2 separate regions of the Homo sapiens genome follow, and region 2 is linked to region 1. The links are chromatin contacts, found by Hi-C in ENCODE. All regions are on one chromosome and are shown on one strand. Each heading gives the region's core, a stretch centred on a gene start or an enhancer-like site at or near the end of the contact. The rest is flanking DNA. Distances are from core to core; before and after follow the strand shown.

Region 1 (7,099 bases), core at 1,427-3,926:
AAAAAAAAAAAAAAAAAGGAGGGTTTATTTCTCTTTGCATCTCATTAATGGATCACCTGTGATGGGCATCACAGTCTGGTTTAATGCTTATTCAATAATAAAATTGTTTTCTTTATTTTCTGAATTTGTGGAGAGAATATTCTAGGTTAACAGAATAATCTATTTATTTACTTATTTATCTTGAGATGGAGTCTTGCTCTGTCTCCCAGGCTGGAGTGCAGTGGCCTGATCTCGGCTCACTGCAATCTCTGCCTCCCAGGTTCAAGTGATTCCCCTGCCTCAGCCTCCCAAGTATCTGGGACTACAGGCACGCACCACCGCACCCGGCTAATTTTTTGTGTTTTAGTAGAGACGGGGTTTCACCATGTTGGCCAGGATGGTCTTGATTTCCTGACCTCATGATCCGCCGGCCTCGGCCTCCCAAAGTGCTGGGATTACAGGCGTGAGCCACTGCACCTGGCTTCAGAAGAATTTATTTTTAGTCTTTTCCTTACCAGTTTTTATGAAACAACTGGGCAAGAACACTGTTAGATTTCACCAAAAAATTGTGATGAATCATTGTCTTTATGATCCCATTTTTGAAAATTGACATTTTAATTGTAAACCAAAAATAAAATTCTAAGCCCCCACAACTGACTCAGTGGACTCCCCTGTTGGCCAACAGGATCCAAAATAAACATGGAAAACTAATTTAGGTCATGATGGGAAGGAGGGGGTTGGATATGCCTTGTCATAATTCTCCTCCCGTCAGAGTTTAGGCACAGCTGACCAACATTATGATCTCTATTAGAATAGACATCATAGGACTGACAAAACAGGCTCTTTTTATCAGTAAGATACCCATCTCCAACCAGACTCTGATATAGCATCACATGACAGATAGCAGTCCCTGAAGTAAATCACAGTATTTTACCCCATAACATATTTTCTTTGACAAACTTTAAAATAGTCCTGCAAAGCCATCTCTTTGGGGGAAATTTGCATTCTGTAGAGAATCTCTTTGCCTTACAGAAAAGACTCCAGGTCTTTTCTGGAGAGTCTGACACCTTTTAAGATCCAATAAGAGATATTTATCATCTATTCTCTCTGAAGCCTGTTCTGAGGCTTCACCTACATAACAAGAACCTTGGTTTCCACAATCCCCCTTATCTTAACTCAAACTTTTCCTTCTTTTTTTTCCCTCCCTCTTTTTCCTTCCTTCCTCTCTCTCTTTTTCTCTCTCTCTCTTTCTTTTCTTCTCTGTTGCCCAAGCTGGAATGCAGTGGTGCCATCATGGCTCACTGTAGCCTCAACTTCCCAGGCTCAAGCGATCCTCCCATCTCAGCCTCCTGAGTAGCTGAGTCTACAGGCATGCACCACCACACCTGGATAATTATTTTTTTTTTTGTAGAAGTGGGGGTCTCGCTGTGTTGCCCAGGCTGTCCTTGAACTCCTGGCCTCAAGGGATCCTCCCAGCTCACCCTCCCAAAATGCTGGGAATACAGGCATGAGCCACCGCAATGGCCCATTTCTTTATGTAGTCTTCCAGCTGTTCAGCCAACACTTAACTCTGAACCAACTGCCAGTCTTTCAATCTACTAGTGACCTGAAAGCCTTTCCTGGCTGACCCAACATATACTTCCCATGTATTGATTTATGTCTTTGCCTGTAACTACTGTCTCCCTAAGATGCATAAAACCAAGCTGTAACCCAACTACTTTGGGCTCACGTTCTCAGGACCCCCTGAGGCTGTGTCACCAGCCATGGTCACTCAAATAGGAGGCCCAGAATAAAACTCTTTATAGACTTTGACTCTTTTTGGTCAACATAACCTAACCCTAAACATAATCCTCCTGGGGAAGGTAGGATCACAGGTATCTCTTCCTCGTTCAGTTTGTGTGTGTATGTCCTTATTTCTCTACGGTTTTTAGGCATTCGCTGTGTGATCTAGAAAAGCTATGGAGTCTCGCTTTGTCGCCAGGATGGAGTGCAGTGGCGTGATCTCGGCTCACTGCAACCTCCACCTCCCAGGTTCAAGTGATTCTCCTGCCTTAGCCTCCCGAGTAGCTGGGATTACAGGCACGCGCCACCACGCCCAGCTAATTTTTGTATTTTTAGTAGAGACAGGGTTTCATCATGTTGGCCAGGATGATCTCTATCTCTTGACCTCGCGATCTGCCCGCCTCGGCCTCCCAAAGTGCTGGGATTACAGGCTTGAGCCACTGCGCCCAGCTACAAATTCTATTTTCTTTTTGTTCCTTGGAAAGCATCGCTGGGCATTTATCCTGTCCCAGTATTTGAGTGAAACTTCTCAGCATTTCAGAGCAGTGACCATGATACACCCTTTCCTTTCCTTCTCCTTATGGGAAACTCCGTTCTAACCCAGAGGACTTGGGCTCCAGGACCCAGTAACGGAGCCCTGGATTTGACCCTAAAAGGGAGTAAAGACAAAGGTGAAGTTCAGTCCGGGGTTCAGGGCTGCCAAAGCTCATAGCCTGGAGCTTCTTAACCTTTAGGCAGGGTAGAGACATTTAAGACGGCCCCAAAACTGGGGGAGCGCGTAGGCTCCTGGGAAATAGAGTCCGTTACTTGTCCTGGGACCCGCGGTGGGTGTCCCGGGAGGCGGACTTCCGGTGCACTCCTGCGCTTGTGCACCTCTCCCTGCGTGCGTGTTCGCACATGCGCGCCACCTCCGCACTGCCCTCGCTTCCTGTGCCTCTTCAGGTCATCGCTTGCTCTCGTTCCCAGGCTTTGGCTTCTAGTGGACGAGAATCACCGAGTCTGCGGGGCTGGATGCTGACCGCCCGGACCAGCACCTAGGCGGGCGGGAGCTGTGCGGCCCAGGGTTCGCGCGGGCCGGGTAGAGGCTCGAGCTGGGACCCCCGAGCGTGAACCCCGGAGCCGGCGGCGCTGGGGCCAGAGGGGCCGGGAGCCCCAGGGAGGCGGATCTGGGCCCCGAGAAGGACACCCGCCTGGATTTGCCCCGTAGGCCCGGCCCGGGCCCCTCGGGAGCAGAACAGCCTTGGTGAGGTGGACAGGAGGGGACCTCGCGAGCAGACGCGCGCGCCAGCGACAGCAGCCCGCCCCGGCCTCTCGGGAGCCGTGGGGCAGAGGCTGCGGAGCCCCAGGAGGGTAAGTCTTGGGTTTTTGGGCCCGGAGCGAGAAGGGCCTGGGTGAAGTCACCTTGTGTTGGGGACCTTTGAGTGTGGGGCAGAGGGAGGGTCCCGATTGCTTGCCGGAGAGACATGTGTTGGGTTTGAGGGCAGGGTCCGGCTGCACCGAACAGGTGCTGCATGGGAAGATCTGGGAGGACGAGGCTTACGGAGGCGTGGAGGGTGTCACCACCCTCAGCTGCGGACGTCGTCTCCACTCCCCGCTAACCCCTAACAGTCCTTCCTCCTCCTCTCCGTGCTCCAGATTTCGACCGCCTCTAAACGTCCGTCAGCACTTCTATTCTCTCACTTAAGTGTCTGCTGATCCCCCCCCTTAGACCTGCCCTGGGAGAATCGTAGTAATGCAGGAACAGTCTGCAGGGATTCTCTGCTGCTGCCTCAGTTGCTAGGGGAAGAGACTGGGCCTTAGGTGGGTGACTTGACCAGGTCACCGGCTTTGTGGGTAGAGCTGCTCATAGTAGAACCCAGGAGACTTATCTCCCAGGCCAGTGTTCTTTCTCCCGTATCCTAGTTTTCTTAATAGAAGATTATTAGGTGCAGCAATAACCAAGTTCAGTTAGATAATTTAGAAACAAAACCATATTTTATACACATTCATTTCATTTCTGAGAGCTCACATACTCAATTCCTATGGCTTATTTTATTTTAAGCAGTTTAAAGAGACAATAAGAAAATGCGGGCGGGATGCAGTGGCTCACACCTGTAATCCGAGCATTTTGCGGGGCTAGGGCAAGAGTATCCCTTGAGACCAGGAGTTAGAGACCAGCCTAGACAACATGGGGACACCCTGACTACAAAAAATACAAAAGTCGCCAGGCATGCTGGGATGCATCTGTGGTCCCAGCTACTCAGGAGGCTGAAGTGGGAGGATGGATGGAGCCCAGGAGGTCGAGGCTGCAGAGAGCCGTGAATGCACCACTGCACTCCAGCCTGGGTGGCAGATTGAGACCCTGTCTCAACCAACAAACCACAAAAAACATGAGCCGTATAATGGGAATTTTTTTTCTTTTTGCGCCTTGTATTTGATGATGATGGCAGACTATTTGTAAAAGGAGTCATGTTACCCATGAGAGTCTAACTCATCTAATTACTACCTGATTATCTTAGAGTTACAGGCGCATGCTTCCCCTATCACTCTTTTTTTTTTTTTTTTTTTTTTTGAGACAGTGTCTCTCACCCAGTCTGGAATGCAACAGCGTGGTCTCGGCTCACTGCAACTTCCACCTCCCAGGTTCAAAGGATTCTCGTGCCTCAGCCTCCTGAGTAGCTGGGACTACAGGCATGTGACTCTATGCCTGGCTAATTTTTTTTGTTATTTTTAAGTAGAGACGGGGTTTTGCCATGTTGGCCCAGGCAGGCGGATCACTTGAGGCCAGAATTTGAGACCAGCCTGGCCAACATGGTGAAACCCTGTATCACTCTTTTAGACCCTTCTGAGTGTTTGCAGGTTGAGTGTTCACAGGGTGTTAGCCTATTGAGCTTTCTTTTGCGGTTCTTATGCAGGTGATTTCTGCCTTTGCAGGCCGGAGCCCTCATGACTTCAGTGACCTGCTTCTGCCCCTCTAGGTCTATCAGCCACAGTCTCTGCATGTTTCCAAGAGCAGCAGAAAATGAACACATTGCAGGTGAGTTTTCCTGCTTGTGTATATGTTCCTCAACTTTATTTTATGATGCATTTTAAGAGGTTTGTAAGGATTCATACTTTTTTTTTTCTTTTTTTTGAGATGGAGTCTTGCTCTGTTGCCCAGGCTGCAGTGCAGTGGCATGATCTCGCTTCACTGCAACCTCCACCTCCTGGGTTCAAGTGATTCTCCTGCCTCAGCCTCCTGAGTAGCAGGGATTACAGGCGTGGGCCACCATGCCCAGCTAATTTTTTGTATTTTTAGAAGAGATGGGGTTTCACTATGTTGGCCAGGTTGGTCTCAAACTCCTGACCTCAGGTGATCCTCCCGCCTCAGCCTCCCAAAGTGCTGGGATTACAGGCATGAGCCACCGAGCCCAGCCAGGATTCATACTTTAAAATGGGAATGTGGAAATAGACATTATCCTGTAAAATATAGTTAGTGTGGCAGATCAGCACCAAAAATGATTTGTGAAGCTTGTATGTATGGGTAGTATATTTTAAGGCTGTTGAAATTGAGCCGCACCTAGGACTGATACTCTTGGCAGTCATCACAAAAGGAAAATGCCATCTGTATTAGTCCATTCTCACACTGCTATAGAGAAATAACCAAGACTGGGTAATTTATAAAGAAAAGAGGTTTAATTGGCTCACGTCTGCAGGCTCTATCATAGGAAGCGTGGCTGAGGAGTCCTCAGGAAACTTACAGTCAAGTGAAAGGTGAAGGGAAAGTGGGTGCATCTTCCATCACCAGAGCAGGAGGAAGAGGGAACATTGGGGATTACAATTGAACATGAGATTTGGGAGGCGACACACACCGAAACCATATCACCATCCATGACATCGTTTGCATTGATTATAAGGAGAAACCAGTTTTGTTACTTGTGGACTTAAAAGATTTTCTGGGACTTGGAAAAATTTCTTCATTCAAGTTGATATAATTGTGGATAGCTTTCCTAACAACAACCATTAAATTACTGTAACTTATGGCTTATTCTTGGTGCTTATGTAAGCAGAGGGCCTGCTGCCCAAGGAGAACTTGGTGCATATAATTTTTCCAGGGACGGAAATATCGTGATCCAAGTAAACAATTCTGTTTTTACTGTTGAGTCCTAGATCATGGGGGGAATGAATGACGTGATCATCCGTCAAATATTTGTTCGTCTTTTTGTTCGGGTTGCACAGCAAACAATACAAACAGTTACTCTCTTGTGAAGATTTCCTCATTTCTGTTTCTCATTTCACTTCTCCGTGTTTTCGTTTTGTCCTTTTCACTTTGCTAAGTCAGTCAGTAAAGGTGACCAGTGATTTAATTGCAGTCAAATCCAGTGGGCATTTCCTAGCCCCTTCCTCACAGTACCCTTTGTCTGCCTTTGACATCCGTTACTTCCAAACTGATATTTTCTCCATGGAGTCTCTCTTTTCTTGGCTTTTAAAAAGATTCATCTGTAAGTATTTGTTTGTCTTTAAATGGTGAAGTCTGTTTTGTTTTGTTTCTTTTTTTCTTTTTTTGAGATAGGGTCTTGCTCTGTCACCCAGGTTGGAGTGTAGAGACGTGATCACAACTCACTGCAACCTCAATCTCCCGGGCCCACACGATCCTCTTGCCTCAGCCTCCCGCCTAGCTGGGACTACAGGTGCACGCTGCCACACCTCGCTAATTTTTTTTGTATTTTAGTAGAGACTGGCTTTCACCGTGTCATGCATGTCGAACTCCTGAGCTCAGGCAGTCTGCCCGCCTCGGTGTCCCAAAGTGCTAGGATTATAGGCGTGAGCCACTGCTCCCGGCCTAGAAATGTATTCTCACTGTATTGCTCAGGCTGGTCTCAAACTCCTGGCCTCAAGCAGTCCTTTCACTTTAGCCTCCCAAAGTGGTAGGATTACAGGTGTAAGCCACCACACCTGACCAATAAGGAATCTTTTTAAAAGGGGCTAGGAATAACCCATAATACTGTCTTTCTTAATACATGTGGCAGTTGGGTTAAATCTTTTAATAGTTCCCATAGTATGTCTCCTGCGTGCTCATTGTTTTGAAGAAACTGGGTTGGTTATCCTCAGTTTGGATTATGTTACCCTTGTTTCACCTTTAGCACATTTTTTAAAAATATCTTGTATGCCTTGGTAAAATTGGTAGTTTGATCTGGAAGTCTAATCAGGTTTATGTTCAGTTCTTTTCACACAACTATACCATACGTGGCATTTGTCTACTTCTGGAGGCACGTGTTACCTTCTTTGTTTTTGTGAAGTTAAGAACTATTGACTTGATTATTGCTGTGATTTACTATTGCTGTGATTTGCCTTCATTAGGGGAGGCAAAATGGTGATC
Region 2 (7,099 bases), core at 2,071-4,570, 58 kb after region 1:
TACTGAAATACCAACTGTTTATTGGCTATTTGTATAGCCTCTTTTGTGAGATGCCTGTTCAAATTTCTTGGCTCTTTTTTTTTTTTTTTTTTTTTTTTTTTGAGACAGAGTCTCGCTCTGTCACCAGGCTGGAGTGCAGTGATGCGATCTGGGCTCACTGCAAGCTCCGCCTCCCGGGTTCACGCCATTCTCCTGCCTCAGCCTCCCGAGTAGCTGGGACTGCGGGCACCTGCCACCACACCCAGCTAATTTTTTGTATTTTTAGTAAAGACAGGGTTTCACCATGTTAGCCAGGATGGTCTCAATCTCCTGACCTCATGATCTGCCCACCTCAGTCTCCCAAAGTTCTGGGATTACAGGCATGAGCCACCGCGCCTGGCCTCTTGGCTCTTTTCTACTAAGTTGTCTTTTTCTCAGAGATTTGAATATGCTTTTTATATATTCTAGATACAAGCTCTCTGTCATGTATGTGTTACAACAAAAGTGTCCTGCTCTTGCCATTCTACTTCCTTGTAGTTAGCATAGTTTGTGTAGTATTTAGGAAATCTTTGCCTGTCCAACCTAAGGTCATGATAATTTTCTTCTATGCTACCTTCTAGAAGCTTTATTATTTTATTAATATTTTCATATGTAAATCCATAATCCACCTGAAATTGATTTTTGTGTGTGGTGTGAGGTTGGGATCAAAATTAGTTTTTTTTGTTTGTTTGTTTGTTTTTTACTATAGAAATACCCATTTCTCTCAGCAACATTTATTGAAAGGACCATCCTTATTTCTCTGCAGCACTGCCTTTGTCTAATTTAAGTGTCCGTATATATGTGGGTCCATTTCTAGACTTTCTTTTGTTCCATTGGACTATTTTTCTTACTACCCTTGTACCAGTCTTTGTTTTACCCCTACCCTTATACTTTAAGTCTTGATAGAGTCAGTCGTCCCCCTTTCTCATTTCTTTTCAGGACTGTCTTGTTTCTTGGCCTTTTGCATTTTCATATAATTTTTAGATCAACTTGTCAATTTCCACACACACAAAAAAAAGTTTTGAGATACTGATTGGGATTGCCTTTCATCTACTGATTACTTTGGATGGAGTTAACATTGTTATAATATTGACCTTGTTTACTTCTAATCTATGAACATGGAATGTCATTCATTTCTTTATTTAACTTTTGAGACAAGGGGTCTTGCTCTGTGGCCCAGGCTGGAGTGCAGTGGCATGATCATAGCTCACTACTGCCTTGAAATCCCAGGCTCAAGCAATCCTCCTGCCTCAGCCTTTTGAGTACAGGCATGCATCACCACACCTAGCTAATTTTAAAAAACTTATAGTAGAGACAAGGTCTCACTGTGTTGCCTAGGCTGGTCTCAAACTTTTGAGCTCAAGCAGTCTTCCCACCTTGGCCTCTCTGAGTGCTGGAATTATAGGCATGAACCACCATGTCCCACCTCTTTCATTTATTTACATTATCTCTAATTCATCTCTGTAGAAGTTTTACTTCTCTTGTATTAGATTTATTTCTAGGTATCTGGTTTTTGTTTTGTTTTGTGAGATGGAGTCTCGCTCTGTCGCCCAGGCTGGAGTGCAGTGGCACAATCTCGGCTCACTGCACCCTCCACCTCCCGGGTTCAAGTGATTCTCCTGCCTCAGCGTTCCAAGTAGCCGAGATTACAGGCATGCGCCACCACACCTGGCTAATTTTGGAGTTTTAGTAGAGACAGGATTTCACCTTGTTGGCCAGGCTGGTCTCAAACTCCTGACCTCAAGTGATCCACCTGCCTCTGCTTCCCAGAGTGCTGGGATTATAGGCATGAGCCACAGTGCCTGGCCCTAGGTATATGGTTTTGATGCTATTATAAATAGTGTCTTCAAAATGTGATTGGCTGTGCTGGTGTCTAGAAATACAACTGATTTTGTATTCAGAAAGTTTGCTAAATCTGTATGTTCTTTAGGATTTTAGTACATACACTCATGTCTATGATAATGAGTTTTTCCTTCCCTCTGCAGTCTTATTCTGTTTATGTCTTACTGCACTTGGCTAGGACTTTGAGTTGAATAGACATAATAATAAACATCCTTGTCTTGTTATATCTGAAATGAGTGTGTACGTACAGTCAATGAAGTAGAGGAGTAATAACTTTTTTCCCCTAATTGTTAAACCAGTTGACCAGTTGTCTTCCAGTCCTAGCTAATCATTACAGTCACCTTTGGCTTTTTTTTTTTTTTTTCCTTGAAGAGACCTCACTATATTGCCTAGGCTGGTCTCAAAACTCTTGGGCTCAAGTGATCCTCCCACCTTGGCCTCCCAAAGTGTTGGGATTACAGGCATGCACCACCACACCTGGCTAATTTTTGTATTTCTAGTAGAGATGAGGTTTCACCATGTTGGCCACACTGTTCTCGAACTCCTGACCTCAGGTGATCCTCCTGCCTCAGCCTCCTGAAGTGCTGGGATTACAGGCATGAGCCACCTCATCCGGCCCCTTTGGCATTTCTGACCCTTGCTTGCTCAGTGATGTGTATCCCTCAGTGTCTGGAGCACATTGTGAACAAAAATGCAAGGTTTATGGTTTTGTTTTAATTTTATTACTTTAACTACAGATAGGGTCTTTCTGTGTTGCCCAGGCTGGTCTGAAACTCCTGGGCTCAAGCAGTTCTCCTGCCTCAGTCTCCCAAAGTGCTAGGATTACAGGCATGAGCCACTGCACTTGGCCATCTATGTGCTTTTAAAGTTCCACAGGTGGCTAAGCGTGGTGGCTCACACCTGTAATCCTAGTGCTTTGGGAGGCCAAGGCGGGCAGATCACGAGGTCAAGAGATCAAGACCATCCTGGCCAACATGGTGAAACCCCATCTCTACTAAAGATACAAAAATTAGCCGGCTGTGGTGGCATGCTCCTGTAGTCCCAGCTACTCAGGAGGCTGAGGCAGGAGAATCGCTTGAACCAGGGAGGCGGAGGTTGCAGTGAGGTGAGATCGTGCCACTGCACTCCAGCCTGGTGACAGAGCAAGGCTCCGTCTCAAAAAAAAAAAAAGTTCCACAGGTGACTGATGAGCCGTCGTGTGAGAACCAGCGAGGTAGTGTCAGGGATCTGAAGTGATTGAAAATGCCGCTTATATATTCAATCCTTGGATCCCTTTGATGAGTTTTTGTATTCTGCTCTTTTATATGCCTGTAATCCCATGTTTTTTAAACCATTGTGCTCTGGCCTTTCTTGCTGTTTGAGCGTAACTTCAACTGTTATTGCCGTGAGCAGTCTTCTCAAGCTCCTCCTGGGCCCGGCTTCCTGATGATGGCCTCACTGAACTGTTCTGCTGCTTACCACTTGTCTGAAGCTTCCTCTTTTCCCTTTTTGAACTCTTATTAAGCTTGGCTTCCTGTTTGTACTTATTAAGCTTGTTGGCTTCCTGTTTGTACTTATATGATGTAGCTGGTACTGGGTAAGAAATCACTAGCAGCTTTTCAAGTAGGAAAGACGGTCTGAGGTGACAGTTTAGTGGCTTTGTAATTAGGCTCAGCACTTACGAGACTATTTGCAGTGTCCGCTCTGTGCCATCTACTTTGCTGCTGGTCTGTGGAGGAAGCAGAGATGAAAACACCATCTTTGCTGTCAAGAACTCACCTGGTGGAAGAGGCAGATGTATGGATAATCATCACATGATGATAAATGCCATCGTTGTTGCAAAAGTCATAAATATTATGACAGTGCTTTTTTTGTTTTTGTTTTTGTTTTTTGTTTCTTTTTGAGACAGAGTCTCACTCTGTCACCCAGGCTGGAGTGCAGTGGCACGATCTTGGCTCACTTCAAGCTCCGCCCCCCAGGTTTACGCCATTCTCCTGCCTCAGCCTCCCGAGTAGCTGGGACTACAAGCACCCGCCACCACGCCCAGCTAATTTTTTGTATTTTTTTGTATTTTTAGTAGAGATGGGATTTCACTGTGTTAGCCAAGATGGTCTCCATCTCCTGACCTCGTGATCCACCCCCCTTGGCCTCCCAAAGTGCTGGGATTACAGGCGTGAGCCACCACGCCTGGCCATGACAGCGTATTTTTAAAATGAAGTTACTAAATGAAAAATCGAAAATTTAATGGAAGCAAGACTAAATTAGTTTACTGGGTTGTCTTCTTTAATTTACTTGTATCCTTTCCGTAGACAGTCTGGCACAGGTTTGAATGTGTCCTGGCTCTTCATTACTGAGGCTAATATATGCAAAAGTGTGTCCATCCCTTCTACCTTTATTCACATTCCATTACTTTTATAGACTTTTCTTTTTTTGCTTTCATAATTAATACTGGCAGTTGACTTTCTTTTCAGGGGTCTTTCTTCACAAACAAATTTTTTTCATTTTCATTTTCTATTTTTTTTTTTTTTTTTTTTTTTTTGAGACAGGGTCTCACTCTGTCACCCAGGCTGGAGTGCAGTGGGGCAATCTCAGCTCACTGCAGCCTCCTGAGTAGTTGGGACCACAGATGCAAACCACCACACCCAACTGATTTTTCAATTTTTTGTAGAGACGGGGGTCTCGCTATGTTACCCAGGCTGGTCTCAAACTCCTGGGCTCAAGCAATCCTCCCACCTTGGCCTCCCAGCATGCTGGGATTACAGGCATGACTAACCATTTAACCATAAAAAATATTTTTTTAGTCACTTAAAAAGAGACTTTGTCATGTTGAGGGTCAGATGCTAAGTTATCAGCAGGCTCAGTCATGTCCCTCTTGATTTTTAGCTGTGGAAGAGAAATGGCCCCAGTTCATCACCCTTCTCTAGCCCAGCCTCATCCCGCTCCCAGACACCGGAGAGGCCAGCAAAGAAAATAAGGTATTCGGCATTCTCCTGCAGTTTTCATTTGCTACGTGGACAGAAGGGGGTGAGGAAAGGTGGGAAACGAACCTGGCTCTTAGGCTTTGTGCTGCTGTGACTTGGAGAATCAAAGAAACTAAGTCCCTGAGAGGGACAATGCAGCACCCACCTGAACAACTATCATCCCTACAGTCTTGGATACTGACTCCAGTGGCCTCTGGCTGTCGCCTCCCACTCCAGCATGAGGGATCGGGTGCAAGCACAGAGGCCATGCAGAGTGGAGAGCAGAGAGAGTCAAGTCAGCGGGCAGTCGCCTTCAGGTTCTTGACTCGAGCTGATCCCCTAGGTGCTTGCAGTTGGCTGGAATGCCACTCCCTCAGGGATCACATCTGTGTCTAGAACTCCCAGGGACTTGGTAGGTTGTAAGTAAGGTTTGAAGATTATTGTTTTGTGCTTGTTTTAAGACAAAAACTGTCTTCATGGCCTCTGTGAACAGCCTCCCTTCATTCTGTTGGAATTTCCTGTTGACTTTTTTTATCCTGGCATACTGAGATCTTAAATGATGGTTGTTTTAGATGTTGGCCACTTGGTAGTTAGGAGGGTGTGAGAAATTATTTAATACTTCAGCCAAGAAGTCTTTCTAGACTAAATTGTTCCTTTTTTCCCAACAGAGAAGAAGAGCTGTGTCATCATTCCAGTTCTTCAACTCCATTGGCAGCAGACAAGGAGTCCCAGGGAGAAAAGGGTAGGTTGCTGAGCCAGGAGGAGGGGCTGCTGTTGGTGGTGGAGGTATTTGTGGAGGATGTAGAGATTAATACCTATTGAAAAAAGGTCTTGAGCATTGCTATGTCTAAGGCATGTTAGATACAAAGAGAGAGATTTCCTCTCCTTCAGAAGTTTATAGTCTGATGAGGGAGAAAGGCTACAGATGGGGGCTAACGATTGGATAGAGGTAAGCTCAGTTTGAGTCACCTGTGGGTGATCCCAGTAATTACTGCACAGTAAGCGGTTTGTGTGCGCGCCTTAATCTTACAAACACCATCCAAGCAACCAAACCATAGAAGATTGAATCTTTTCAGAGATACCATCATTGAAAACTCAGTGTGAAATGCGAAGTGGGTAGACACAACCATCCATTTCTGGAAGAGGGAAGGAAGCAAACGAGTCTTGATTTCTTTCTTTAGCTGCAGATACAACCCCAAGGAAGAAACAAAACTCGAATTCTCAGTCTACACCTGGCAGCTCTGGGCAGCGTAAGCGGAAAGTTCAGCTGCTGCCTTCTCGGCGAGGGGAACAGCTGACCTTGGTATGGTCTTGTCCATCTACTCCTGCCCTCCCCGGCTTAGCTCTCCTAAGTCTTAGGAACGCTAAGGACAAGTTTCTTCTGTTTTTTTTTCTAACTTATTTTTGTTTTTGTTTTTTGAGACAACATCCCTCTGTCACCCAGGCTGGAGTTCAGTGGCTCGATTTTGGCTAACCGTAACCTCTGCCTCCTGAGTTCAAGCAATTCTCCTGCCTCAGCCTCCCAAGTAGCTGGGATTACAGGCGCTTGCTACCACGCCTGACTAATTTTTTGTATTTTTAGTAGAGATGGGGTTTCACCATGTTGGCCAGGCCAGCCTCAAACTCCTGACCTCAAGTGATCCAGCTGGCTTGGCCTCCCAGAGTGCTGAGATTACCGGCGTTAGCCACCACGCCCAGCCTTCCCGTTTTTTCTGATTGGCCTGACTTCTTCTTTTTCTCTTTGGTAGCCTCCACCTCCCCAGCTTGGCTATTCGATCACTGCCGAGGACCTAGACTTAGAGAAGAAGGCTTCATTACAGTGGTTCAACCAGGCCTTGGAGGACAAGAGTGGTAAGGAGCACAGATCGTTGCACTCTCGAGAGGTTTCAGGTGTCTGTTTTCTTTGGTTTTATTTTGGTGTTTGGAAAAATGGGTTTCTCTGGGAAAATCCGAAGTAGAGTTCCATGTTTTCTTGTGGTCTTTCTCACCTGAGATATCCGTGTTGGTCTTCACGGGAACTGGACAGCAGGGACTACTGCAATTTAGGGCAGACATTCCTCCATGAGCTGTGCTGAGAGCCTGCTCTCCGACAGGCATGTGGAAAGAAGTCCCAGACAAGCCAGGACTGCTTCACCTTTCTTTCTTTCTTAGATGCTGCCTCGAACTCTGTCACTGAGACCCCACCTACCACTCAGCCTTCATTTACCTTTACCCTGCCTGCTGCTGCAACTGCCTCCCCACCCACCTCCCTCCTGGCCCCAAGCACCAACCCACTGTTAGAGAGCTTGAAGAAGATGCAG

What was found. A loop is a pair of places that touch in the nucleus more often than their neighbours do. Pooled maps may share reads with other maps.
Region 2: a pooled map shows a loop between it and region 1 (2.5-fold over the local background). The contact joins the enhancer-like site here to the promoter of POM121C in region 1. A Hi-C loop is called at or near these places in 1 of 50 pooled maps.

The regions. Positions count from the first base shown.
Region 1 is chr7:75,481,876-75,488,974 of GRCh38, reverse strand. It overlaps POM121C (POM121 transmembrane nucleoporin C), which reads left to right and starts at 2,676. Exons shown (of 15, transcript NM_001099415.3): 1 at 2,676-3,111. RefSeq lists silencers at 2,769-2,918, 2,939-3,008 and enhancers at 2,452-2,951, 3,289-3,368.
Region 2 is chr7:75,424,077-75,431,175 of GRCh38, reverse strand. POM121C (POM121 transmembrane nucleoporin C) reads left to right here. Exons shown (of 15, transcript NM_001099415.3): 8 at 4,723-4,814; 9 at 5,468-5,541; 10 at 5,981-6,102; 11 at 6,548-6,650; 12 at 6,951-7,099. Among named protein-coding and RNA genes, the nearest start is that of TRIM73, 32 kb to the right of the region's middle. Within about 2 kb of position 3,320, at least 10 of the 41 ENCODE cell types and tissues checked have a DNase peak (open chromatin) inside an H3K27ac peak, as active enhancers do.